2 separate regions of the Homo sapiens genome follow, and region 2 is linked to region 1. A link is an interaction called in ENCODE POLR2A ChIA-PET data of the cell type or tissue named here. Cell type or tissue: HCT116. All regions are shown on one strand. Each heading gives the region's core, and the rest is flanking DNA. Links, peaks and the distances in the headings are about the cores only. Region 1 overlaps LOC105378250 (a long non-coding RNA gene). Region 2 holds the start of HOXC9 (homeobox C9).

Region 1 (6,426 bases), core at 1,008-6,007:
AATTAAGACCTGGCTGTTCAACCCTACAATAAATTACCATCAAAGGCACTCACACGTCAACAGGGGAAAAAAACACATGTGCTTGCAAGACAATGTGTGTTTGATGCTCATAAAAAAGATAAAAATATAGGTCATCATCATGTAACGAGCTTGTAGGTGTCAGAACGTGTGCTGTTGGGGGAGGTAGGGGAGAGAAATGGAGAGGGATCAGCAAACCAAGAAGGAGCTGAAGTCAGACTCCTATCCCCAAGTTCTTCCCTTCTGCTGAAGACAGTGGACTGGCAGTAAGGGAGTGAAGGACCCCTCCCCCATTTTCTTTTTCTTGGGACATCCCCTTTCCTGCTCCCCCCAGCTGGATTTCCGACATATTAATCATGTCTCTCATTTTGAAATCAGCCAGTCAGGCTATTATTCAAGCATTGTTAATGACACCATCGGCCAAGGTATCAATTAGGCAAGTTGGGATAAGAAGAGCAGAGAATAGGGCTGGCCAGAGAGCAGAACACAAATCTGTTTTGGTGTAGGTAACCCAAACGGCAGCAAGGGCTCCTAATGCTCTTATTTCTACTCCTCTTAGAGGCAACCTCAAACGCACTGAATTCTCCAGTCAAGACCCAAGCCAAACTGTTACTTCATAGTATCCCCTCACTTGCTCCCTCAATTGACCCTTAACTGGACTTCAGCTAGTCACATCAAATCACTCAGGATATGCAGGAACAGGGTCACAGCTAACTAGCTCTGGGCAGCGCTTATTCCTGTGGCTGAGGCCCAACATTATGGGAGAAAATGCTTCCTCCACCATGCTTATGCTGGCTGCCTTGGGTGGAGTTTCTTCTCCTTTGCCACAATATGCATTCTAAAGGTCCTTTAAAATCTAGCTCAACGTTTTTTTTTTTTATCAAGGAAGCTTTTGTTCTAATGAAGAAAGTCTTTATATTTGTTGATTCTTAGTTCTTAAATCTGATTATTGTTTTCCCCATCAGGCTGAGTTTCCCAATGACTACAGCTATTAATAATTCTTTTTTTTTCTTTTTTGCTAGATCTCCCTGCCTCCCACACCTACCAATACTCCTTTTCTCTGTCAAGAAAGGCTCTGTTCAAAGGGGCTATTCAGAACAAATAGGTGTGACAGGTACTCAGGTCACTGAAGTTTGGATCCTGGAGAAAGGACAAAAATAGAGATTAGAATAGAAACTGCAGCAAAGTAGGAGTCCAAGCAGTCATCAAGACCTCCAAGTTCCTTCCCATTATATACCCAGGGAAGTCTTCAGAGCATTGTGTTTCTAGACTCCAGTCTCCCTGAGTCACTCCCTGGTTTCCTGTCACCCTTTCATTCTCAAGACAGACACAAGGTTCTCCCTGGCTTTCTTCCACACCCACCAATTATCCAGATCTTCAGAAAGATGAAGGACACTAAGGACAAAAGGTCAATGTTTCACATTTTAAGTGTCTCTGGACCCAAAGAAGGTGGCTGGGTCAATTAAGTTTCAAACACCACAACCAAAACTAGAAATCTCAATAAAAAACAGTCACATTTGGAGTCTTGACATTAAACTTACCTAATTACATTGGCTAGGAAAGTGAACACGCTTCTCAGCTTTCCCCAAAAAACTCAGCAAATTGAATTCCCTTTCGTCCTTGTTCCACCTCTTGTTTCTCCTTTAAGATCCACCCTACTGGCCGGGCACACGGGCTCACACCTGAAATCCCAGCACTTTGGGAAGCTGAAGCGGGCAGATCACTTGAGCTCAGAAGTTTGAGACCAGCCTGGGCAACATGGCAAAACCCAGTCTCTACTAAAAATACAAAAATTAGCTGGGCATGATGGCACACGCCTGTAATCCCAGGTACTCAGGGAGGCTGAAGCAGGAGAATCGCTTGAACCCAGAAGGCAGAGGTTGCAGTGAGCTGAGATCGTGCCACTGCACTCCAACCTGGGCCACAGAGTGAGACCCCATCTCAAAAAAAGAAAAGAAAAGAATAATCTGCCTACAACTTTCATTCTATGCTCCAAAGCACTGAGCTGATAGAAAAATGAAGAAATAGGCTGGTTGCAGTGGCTCACACCTGTAATCCCAGCGCTTTGGGAGGCCAAGGCAGGCAGATTATGAGGTCAGGAGTTCGAGACCGACCAGCCTGACCAACATGGTGAAACCCCATCTCTACTAAAAATACAAAAATTAGCTGGGCGTGGTAGCAGGCTCCTGTAATCCCAGCTACTTGGAAGGCTGAGTCAGGAGAATCACTTGAACCCGGGAGGCGGAAGTTGCAGTGAGCTGAGATCATGCCACTACACTCCAGCCTGGGCAACAGAACTAGACTCCATCTCAAAAATATATATATTATGTATATGTGTGTATATATATATATATATATGTATATGTATATATATATGTATATGTGTGTATATATGTATATGTGTGTATATATATGTATATGTGTACATATATATGTATATGTATATATATTTCCACACCCCAAAGAGAAAACCTGTATCTATTAGCAGTCACTCCCTATTCCCCACAATATCCCTAGCTTTAGGCAACCACTAATCTACTGTCTCTATAGCTTTACCTATACCCTGAACTTATACCCTGACTATAGCATGTACCTATACCTTTACCTGTACCCTGAATACCTCTACTCCAAATATAGAGTATACCTATACACTGAATAATTCATATAAATGAAATTATACAATATGTATTCTTTTATGACCAGCTACTTTCAGTTGGCATAATGTTTTCAAGGTTCTTCCATGTCATAGCATATATCAATATTTCATTACTTTTTTATTGCCAAATAATATTCCATTATATGGATGTCCCACATTTTATTTATCCATTATCAATTGATGGACATTTGGGTTTTCTGCTACTATGAACAATGCTGCCATGAACATTCATATACAAGTTTTTATGTAGATACATGTTTTCATTTCTCTTAGGTATATACCTAGAAGTGGAACTACTGGGTCATGTGGTAACTCTAGGTTTAACATTTTGAGGAAATGCTGTTTTCCAAGGTGGCCGCATCATTTTATATTCCCACCAGCAATGTATGAGGATTCCAATTTTTCCACATCCTCACCAACACTTATTATTACCTTGTATTTATTATTGTTGTAACCATCCTAGTGGTATCACATAGTCGTTTTGATTTGTATTTTCTTGATAGCTAATAATGTTAGGAATATGTAGGAAACATTTTAATGTGCTTACTGGCCATTTGTATATCTTCTTTGAAGAAATTTCTATTCAGATCTTTTTTTTTTTTTTTCTAAGATGGAGTCTCGCTCTGTCACCCAGGCTGGAGTGCAGTGGCGAGATATCGGCTCACTGCAAGCTCCGCCGCCTGGGTTTATGCCATTCTCTTGCCTCAGCCTCCCAAGTAGCTGGGACTACAGGCGCCCGCCACCGCGCCCAGCTAATTTTTAGTAGAGACGGAGTTTCACCGTGTTAGCCAGGATGATCTCGATCTCCTGACCTCGTGATCTGCCCTCCTTGGACCCCGAAGTGCTGGGATTACAGACGTGAGCCACCGCGCCCGGCCCCTTAGTCCATTTTTAAATTGGGCTACTTGTCTTTATCCTTTTGAGTTAGAGTTTTTTATATATTCTAGATACAAGTCTCTTATCAGATATATGAATTGCAAACATTTTCTTCCACTCTGTGAGTTGTCTTCTCACTTCCTCAATGGTGTGATTTGAAGCAAAAGTTTTTAATTTTGATGAGGTCCACTCGATCTATTTTTTAAATTGTGCCTTTATCTAAGGAATCATTGCATTATCCAAGGTCACAAAGACTTACACCTATGTTTCCTTCTAAGAGTTTTATAGTTTTAATTAACTCTTGGATTTAGGTCTTTGACTCATTTTGAGTTAATTTTTGTATGTAGTGTGAAATAGAAATCCAATTTAATTCTTTTGCATGTGGCTATGCGGTTGTCCTAGCACTACTTGAAAAGACTATTTTTCCCCACTGAATTGTCTTGGCACTTATGTCAAAAAGCAACCGACTGAAAATGTGAGAGTTTATTCTTGGACTTTTAACTCTATTCCACTGGATAGCCATATGTCTATCCTTATGCCACTACCATGCTGTCTTGATTACAGTAGCTTTGTAGTAAGTTTTAAAATAAGGAATGTGAGTTCTTCAATCTTGCTCCTCTTTTTCAAGATTGTTTTGGGTATTTTGGGTCCCTTGGATTTCTATATAAATCCTGGGATCTGTTTGTCAATTTCTGCAAAGAAGCCAGTTGGGATTTGACAGTGATTGTGTTTAATCTTTTGATCAACTTGGAAAATATTGCCAAGAACATGGGATGTTTTTACATTTATTTAGGTCTTCTCTAACTTCTTTCAACAGTGTTTTGTACTTTTCAGAGTATAAGTTTTGTGCTTCTTTGTTAAATTCATCTCTAAGGATTTTATTATTTTTGATGGTATTATAAATGGGATTTTTTTTCTTAAATTCATTTTCAGGTTGTTTGTTGCAAGTATTATCATGTTCTTTTAAACACTGTAGTGATACGCATAATTATTTACAGAGTACCTACTAGGTGGAAATGCTAGATTGATGGGAAATAAAGAGTATAAGACTCAGTTCCTAAAATGAAGAAACTTACAATCTAGTTGAGAAGAAACAATGCTTTACATGTTTCTCCTTTATAATTTTTTGAAGTGATTTCAAATACTTCATAATATTTGACTTTGACAACACCATTCATCCATTTACTCAAAAGTATGTATGAGGCTGGGCACAGTGACTCAAAAGTATTTATGAGGCTGAGCACAGGCTGGGGCTGTGAGCACAGGCTGGAGCTCTAATCCCAGCACTTTTGGAGGCCGAGGCAGGAGAATCGCTTGAGGCCAGGAGTTTAAGACCAGCCTGGGAAACATGGTGAGACACCTCCCATCTCTATAAAAAATAAAAAATTAGCCCAGCATGGTGGTGTACCCCTGTAGTCCCAGCTACATTGGAGGCTGAGGCGAGAGCATCACTTATGCCCAGGAGTTTGAGGTTATGGTGAGCTATGATCATGCAACTGCACTCTAGCCTGGGTGACAGAGCATGATCCTATGTCTAAAAATATAAAAAATAAAGTATTTATTGAGTGACTACTATCTGGAAACACCATACTAGATGCTGGGAATTAAATGGAGAAGAAAACAAATACAATCCCTGCATTCATGAATCTTACCATCTAGTTAGAAAGACATATTAATCAAACATAAATTATAAATTTTGGTAAGTACTATAAAAGAAACACACATTAAATAGTAGGGCAGGAATTGTGAATAAAATAAAGTTCTATTGCTTGCCATCTGCTTCTCGAGAGGCCACCCTCTGCGCAGCCCCCATATTACAGAAAAGAAGATGGAGGTAAACAAGAGTTTTAGTGTTCTGGAGGCAAAAAGCAAAGGATACTATGAGAAGGATCAGGCCCTCCAGCTTTAACACTGAGTTGTTTGATTAGATGTACAACATTTGGGTTTTATTTCCCTTCCTTCAAGAAAAAGGAAGAGGAAGCATGATTACAAGGGATGCAAGCCCTCCTGTTGCAACCAGGTCAGCACGCTTTGGCTACCCGCCTCGCTCTCTGCTGGGCTCAAGCAGAGAAGCAAACAGTAGTTCTATGGAGGACACAATGCGGTCCCCATGCTCTGCTGCCCCACTGCCCTAAGTGCGGGCTGGGTTTAAACTGTTTTTCAGCACTGGCAGAAATAAGCCAAACAGGCTTTTTAATATGATCTCACTTTCTCCCAGGTTCCAGCTTCCTTAGTACTAGTCAACCTGCCCTAACTTTTAAAAGTGTCACAGAAAACTAGAAAAGGGCAAGGTTATGGAGAGCTGACAACTACTTTATGAATGGATTATAGAAAGAAAACTTTGATTTTATTTCTTATACATTATAGACATACTGGAAGGAGGGGCAGTATATTTTATTTAAATAGGGAAGTGGTGGCCTAGTATTGGTCCAGGATCTTCCTCTAATTTCATCTTGACAAGCAGTGACATGGCCCAGCCACAAACTGCAATAGCAGAGCCTAGACCAGAATCCAGACCTCCTGACTCCTATTACAGTGCTTTTGCCACTGCATTTAAAGAGACTTAAATCCTTGGTCAATTCATGGAACAAACATGGCATGATCGTTAGGACTAGGAGATACAAAGGTGAATAAAATAAAGTTCCAGTGCTTGCCATCTGCTTCTGGAGAGGACACTCTCTGTGCAGCCCCCACCCCAAAGAGTGGATTAGATTCTGCTCCTTTGTGTGTTCATAATAGCTTGTGCATTCATAATACCTTGTGCGTTATTTCTATCAGTACACTTAAAACACTATATTATAATTATCTGTTGATATGTTGATTTCTTCTGCTAATTCAGTGAGTACATTGTAGGCAAAGATCTTGTTCTTTGCCAT
Region 2 (6,426 bases), core at 531-5,530, 140 kb before region 1:
CTAAAACACCAATATCTCAACACTGAACCCTCCCAAATCGCAAGAGTTTTCTTTTCCCCTTCCTTGTTTTTCTTTTTAAGCTGATTGGCTTTTGTCTATCTTGCTCTTTCCTTTTCTTTTTCGTCTCTCCCCCGCCTGTGTTGGGGTATTTTGTGGGGTTTTTGTTTTTCCCTTGGCTGTGCTGAGGCAGCAGGCTGGGTAGGGTTTAGGACTGCTCCTTGTCGGTTTTCTCTTTATTCATCTTTTTCATCTTCATCCTTCGATTCTGAAACCAGATTTTGACCTGCCGCTCGGTGAGATTGAGAACCCGGGCCACCTCATACCGACGGTCCCTGGTTAAATACATATTGAAGAGAAACTCCTTCTCCAGTTCCAGCGTCTGGTACTTGGTGTAGGGGCAGCGCTTCTTCCTCGTGGAGCGGGCGTGAATCCAGTTGGCCACGGGGTTGCCTGGAGGGCCAAACACAAGCAGGGGTCAGTGGAGCCCCTTTCCAGCCCAGGACTTCTGCTACTCTACCCCTAGACTTAGCCAGGCTCCCCAAATGCAATAACTGAACCTGAATTTGGACACATTTTGCTTTAGGAATTTTCCTCCTTCCTCGTTTTGCATTCTGTCCCCTCCCCAGCTTCCCCCTTTTCAGTTTCCAGCACCTAAAACTGTAGGAAATCCAAAGCTATCAAAGCCCCTCTAGTCTGGTCCTCAGCTTCAAGAGTAGTAATTTGAGAATATCCTCATAAAAAGTCCAAATTCCCAACCGTTTCATAGGCCCATAAACGCTTCTCTCTCTTGTTTTTTATTTTTATAGCAAGGTCTCTCTCCTCCCCACCTCCCTCCTCCTCTGCCCCCTCCCATCCTCCCAGCCCACGACCAAGTCCTGAAATTTTAGCAGTTCTGCTTCCTGACCCTGAGAATCCCTAAACCCCTCACCACCCTCTGCAGCACCATCCTCCCGCTTGGAGTTCAACCCTGCTGAGGCGAATTCTCAGGGTGATGCTGAGACGGGAAAAGTCTTTCTCCTCTCCCCAGAGAGCCGCTGGCCTTGGGGACAGGCTCCCCTATATCTTAGTTTTCCTGTTTGGCCTCCAGTGCCCCCCTCCTGCCAGCCCCAGGACAGGCTCTGCAGGAGCCAAGCCTCCAATTTCAGGTTTATGGGAGTAGCTGAGGGCAGGGAGGGAAGCCTTCAGAGGAGTATAATTAGGCCCTGGCCCCTTATGGGGCTGGAGGAAAAGATTTCCTGCAGCCCCCTCCTGGGACTCCCCCAGACACTTCCTCACACCCAGGGGTCTGCACCCCCTCCCCTGCTGTTTCTCCTTCTTTCCCCTTTTTCTGGCCCTGCAGCTCCCACCTGCCCCCCACCCTAGCCCTCCTGTGCAATCCTCAGAAGGCGCCTGTCTCCCTGATTGGAGTGAGTGAGTGAGAGTGAGTGTGTGTGTGTGTGTGTGTGTGTGTAGAATTCTCTAATCTGGGGAGATGCCCACTCCTCATCCCTGATCCCCATTCTCAATCCTTCCCCTCCAAGACCCTCAGAAGAGGGTTCTCAAGTTTAAGGAGGCTCAGACCCCACTTTTATCCCCACTTCTCTTTGAAAGTCCTGATCTCTCCAAGTTCTCAGGCTTCGAAATACCTCAGACCCCTCACCCAGTGCTCCTGGGGGAGAAGTCCATGGACCTTCTGTTTTGTGAATCTCTAGTGGGGTGAGGACCTCCACGCTGACTGGGAAGCAGGGGTCATTCTCGCTGGGGGTATCTCCTCTGTGCCCCCAGTGTCCTCCTCACCTCTTCCCTGTCCCATCTCAAATCATAAACTGAACTTCGCCCCCAGCCCCATCCCCTGGCCCTGTCCGCCTTTCTTCGAAAGTGGTGACTGAGCCAAAAAGCCTGGGCTGGGAGGAGGGGGCAGGGGTCTCTCATCAAAGCCAGCTCCTGAGAGAGGAGCTCCCCTCGGCCCTCTCCCAACCTGTCTCCCTGGGCCCCATTCTCAGACCTCCTGCCCCTGAAAGCTCCCCAAGGTAATTCGCTTTTATTGAGTCCTCGCCCCCTCGCCCCTCTCCCGCGCTCCCTGCACGGTTCGGGAGGGCTGTAATTCGGCTGCCCCCGCCCGTCCTCCCCTCCCCTCCCGCGCCGGTTGTAAAGGAAAATTGCTCCCAACTTACTGGGGTCCAGGTCGGCCTTCTCCTCTTTGTGCTTGCTGCCGGCGAGCGCGTCCGCCTCGGGCGAGGGCAGTGTCTGCGGGGCGCGGTCGCGCAGCTCCCCGGGCGAGCCGTACATGTAGTCCGGGTAGCTGCGGCCCTCCCCTGGGCCGCAGTCCGCGCGGCGCCCGGGGTAGGCGTCCGGCTTGAGGGCGTAGTGACGGCCCCCGGCCGGGAAGCTGGGGAAGGAGACGGCGCCGGACAGCGGCTCGAGCCAAGTCCGCATGTAGCGCGTGTCGGCGCCGAGGTGGGGCTGGGGGCCGTACGGGTGATATACCACGGACGACTGAGAGGGCACGGGCGCCCACGACGTGCTGAACACTGCCGGCTTGGGCGCGAAGCTACAGGACGGAAAATCGCTACAGTCCGGCACCAAACCGCTGGGTCTGGCGGCGGCGGGATGAGCCCCGGTGGCCGGAAACCTGGACGCTAGGAGGTCTTCATTGTCGTGAGAGATGAGCGAGTCCACGTAATAGTTACTGATGGGCCCCGTCGCCGACATCGTAACGGGGTTTTACATACATAAGATTATTGTATGAACTGTATATGTACTTTTTATCTGCTCACAGAACAATCAAGTCAGGTAATTATTTTTCCAGCCTTTTCCCCACAGCTCATTGGCTCCCCGGCCCCCACGTGATCGTATTTACCCAAAAATACGGCGCGGATCAATGCGCAGGGGCTTTTTTTTCCTTGCCTTCTTTTCCCCCTCTCCCACCCCCTTCTCTCTGCTGCTCCCCGCGACCTGCGATTTCCTGGGGGTCCGGAACTCTGGACCCAAGGCACCGGTCACCCCCTCAGGACGGCTCCTAGCTCATCTGAGAAGCCCCTGTGCCCATGTCCACCCATAAGCAGATGGCCTCCCCCCAACCATGAGGATTTTTTAATGGGGTGAAAATGCCAGTCCCCGAAGCCAGGGTTCTCGGACCCCCAGGGCCGAGCTGGGCGCGGGAGCCCCGCAGGGGCGGGGAGGCCGACCGAGGTAGGTGGAGGAACTATTTCTTGACGTAATCCGTCTCTGTCGGCCCCGACGCTCCCGCAGTCTCTGCGCGAGCCGAGATCAGCGATTGTCAGTTCGGAACGTGGCTTTTAAAAATGCGTTTTTAAATAGTGTGTATGTATGTATTTCTTTCAGGAGCAGCAGGGGCGGTGAGGGAGGGAGGGTGGGAGGGGACTGGGGAAGCTGAGATACAGGGAGGGAAGGAGGGAAGGGGAGCGTTCTTCTGCCACTGGCCAACTCTGCCCCCCAAATCTGGGGTAGGGGAAGCCTGGGGAAGGTGGTCCCTGGGTGGGAGGGGTAGAACCTCAGGATCTCATACACCTTTATCAGCAGCCTCAGAAGTCTTCTCTTTGCTTTGGCACAGATATACAGGCGCCTTTATTTTAAATTTATTGTCTATATCTATTTATCTTTCTTTGCCAGCTTGAAGAAGTGTAGGAGAGATCTACACAACTTAAGTGGGGCGTCCCCATCCCATCTTCCTGCGCACCCTCCTTTGCCCCCAACTCCATCTCTGCGACACTTCCCCACCCCCACTCCCCCCAAAAAGTCGCTCCCGGGCTCTGTCTGCAGAGAGCCAGGGTGAGAGCGGGCAAGGCAAAAGAGCGACCTCGGTCGTGGGCAAGTAGCTTGTTTTTACGTCCCTCAATAAAATTTTTATGAGGATCATTTGATTGTTCATAAATGTATCTTTCATTAAATAAAATTGTAGGCTGTTTTTGGAACGGGAAAAAAGCAACGGAGGAACAGGAGAAAGCAATTTCTTTGGGGTCGGATGCAGGAATTCCAGAGGGGGCAGTGTGATTGCAGAGGAATATCAGACAACTTGGATTCCTCCCCCCAATAAGTTGGTTGCTACCCTCCTCCTTCAATTGAGGGTTTGTGCCCAGCCCTCTGCTTTGCATCAGACTGTCCCATGGTGGTGTAGTAAAGGGGGGCTTTAGTCAAGTAGGAAATTATCAGGGTGGGTGAAGAAGAGGGGGCATGGAGGTTGGCTGGGGGGTGGGGAGAAAGGGACAGGTGAAACCCCCAGAAATATGGTGCACTTAGGCAGGGTAGAGTGAATTTAAAGGAGGGGTGCAATTTCAGGGTCAGAAAGGAAGAGTCCCAGTCTGTGGCCAGGGAAAATAGACAGGAGCTGAGGTTGAGATGCAGGCTCTGGAGGCAGCAGGGTAGGAGTCTTCCCAGACCCGGCCACGCCTGCCCTTCTTTCCCTCTCCTGTCCCCAGGAGGGGACCAAACGCCAGGGGTAGGGGCGGGGGCTAGTTTTCTCCTGCGTCTCTATGGATCTTTCTCCTCTGGGGTGGAGAGGGGCTGGGGAGAGTGTGTATAGTATGTGTGTTCCGGGGGGAGGAAAGTTAGGGGGAGACAGCTGCAGCTGGCAGCACCGACCCCAGCTCCATAGGCCCCCTCCCAAGTCTCTGCTCCTCCCCCTCTCTGGCTCTTTCCTTTTCCTTTTTGGTCTAAGGGGGCGGCTTAACGGGGCTGGGATTTCAACTCATGGGGGAGGATGAGGGATGTGTTTGGTTGGGGAGAGGCGACTTGGGGGTTCAGCTCCTTGGCGCCACTGTCTTCCCCTCCCTTGAGCTGGACTGAGCTGGGAAGCCCAACTTACAACAAGAAACAGAATATCTCTTTGGCCTTGATGGAGTTGGGTTAGCTGTCAATCAAAAAATCTCCCTCACTAGTTCAAGGAAAAGACAGGAGGTTCCAGTCCCCCTGCCGAGGCTTTCTCCAAATCCCCAGTACAGCCAGCACCTCCCCCAGCCCAGGGCGGCTGAGGACCGGGCCCGGCACTTGGGCGGCTGCTGGCAGCGATGAGCAGAGACGTTTAGCCCTCAGCGGGGCCCGGGGCCAGACTGAGACCAAGAGGACATCAGGGGACAGAGCCTGAGAGAGACTGAACCCGAGACAGCCTGGGACAGACCAACTGAAACATGGAGTCAGGCCCAAGAGAGGAAAGAAGGAAGCGGAGCATTAGAATAAAGGGAAAAAAGGGGGAGAATTAAAAGAAGGAAGGCAAGATGAAAAGAGATAGGAGAGCCGGGAAAGGCAGGCGTGCAGAGAGGGAGGCGGAGGAAGGGCGGCCGTAGGCAGGCAGGACGGGGCAGGGGCGAGCTGGCGGAGCAGCCGTGGCATTGTGCAGCCCGCTGGCTTGCCGGGCCTTTGCCGCGGGACCGGCTCCGGGCGCGGCGGCCACTTCTGTCTGGACACAAAGGCGGAAGAGGGCTCCTCTCCTGCCCCTCCCAGGAGACTTGCTCGGATGGGTACTCTAGGCCTCAGGGATATAGAACCCCATATTGGTCCAGACAGCCGCTTAGGCAGCTGGGGGCTGAGCCCTGCTCTATTCAAGGAGCGAAGAAACAGAAGAGGAAAGAGGTTTCACCCCTGCTCTTCCTTTGCGTCTTCTCCAAGCGACAAGGCCAGCTGCCCCAGCCTCAGCTTTCCTGGAGGAAAGAGTCCCTAAGGAGCCTCCCCTATGGGCCTCTGCTATTTGGGAGAGTTCCTCAAATAGACATTGGGGCCGTAAAGAGATGCCCCCTTCTCTCCTACCCCCTTTGAACACCGCCTTCTTTTCAACTCTTGAGCTGCCTGCGCACCCTGCCTGCCCACTCTGCGGAGGCGGCAGCAGCGGGCAGTGAGGCTCACCGGCGGGATCCCTGCTGCCGTGAAATCCCCTGTGAAACCAAGGAGATTGTCGCTTTCCTTTATTTTATTTTATTTTCTGGGACTATGACCTCCGAACTCTTCCCACTCAGAGGCAGGCACGGCTGTGGATCAGGAAGCAGGCCTCGCCCACAGCCCCTTCCCAGCCAATGCCTCATTTTCCCTGCGCCCTTCGGAGAGAGGCGGCCTTGGGGAGGGGGGCTAGAAGAGGCTGGGAGTTCCGGAGTCCACTGGGCGGAGGTTCCGCAGGTCCACAACTGCATGTGGCCTGTAGCCCCCATTCTCCACATTTGGAGGGGTGTGGGTGGCAGACCAGGGCTTTGAAGCGGACCTGCAGATTTCCCTCAAATCCAGGTTTGTAGGTGCGGGGGGCGGGGCACAAAGGATATAGGGGCACCAAGAAGGAAGGTCTGTCTTCCTGGGGTTCAGTTACTCCTTCTGAATCTTCTGCCATACTCCAGACTTCCCCTCACCCACATACTCCCTTCAATTTTCCTCAGCACCGCTGGGGCAAACCCAGGGACTGGAGGCCACTGGGAGTTCTTGTTGGGGAGGGGGAAACCCCAGCTT

The links. ChIA-PET counts read pairs that join two places held together with the same protein. Peaks named below come from ENCODE experiments on the same cell type or tissue, not always from the same donor. Only the 100,000 strongest peaks of a DNase experiment are listed, where the experiment ranks them.
Region 2: POLR2A ChIA-PET joins it to region 1 with 5 read pairs; 2 of 35 experiments call an interaction of 5 or more read pairs at or near these places.

What each region holds. Positions count from the first base shown.
Region 1 is chr12:53,855,516-53,861,941 of GRCh38, reverse strand. LOC105378250 (a long non-coding RNA gene) reads right to left here. Exons shown (of 5, transcript NR_189099.1): 4 at 1,064-1,158. Among named protein-coding and RNA genes, the nearest start is that of HOXC13, 80 kb to the left of the region's middle. In HCT116, for the core only: no CTCF peak of the experiment used is centred there; no DNase peak of the experiment used is centred there.
Region 2 is chr12:53,996,454-54,002,879 of GRCh38, reverse strand. It overlaps HOXC9 (homeobox C9), which reads right to left and starts at 2,719. Exons shown (of 2, transcript NM_006897.3): 1 at 2,154-2,719; 2 at 1-450. The coding sequence starts at 2,691. The coding sequence ends at 206. HOXC-AS1 (HOXC cluster antisense RNA 1) reads left to right here and starts at 2,870. Exons shown (of 2, transcript NR_047504.1): 1 at 2,870-3,171; 2 at 3,613-3,858. HOXC-AS2 (HOXC cluster antisense RNA 2) reads left to right here and starts at 6,095. Exons shown (of 3, transcript NR_047505.1): 1 at 6,095-6,210. In HCT116, for the core only: no CTCF peak of the experiment used is centred there; a DNase peak (open chromatin) is centred at 2,839; H3K4me3 peaks cover 2,727 bases; H3K27ac peaks cover 1,508 bases.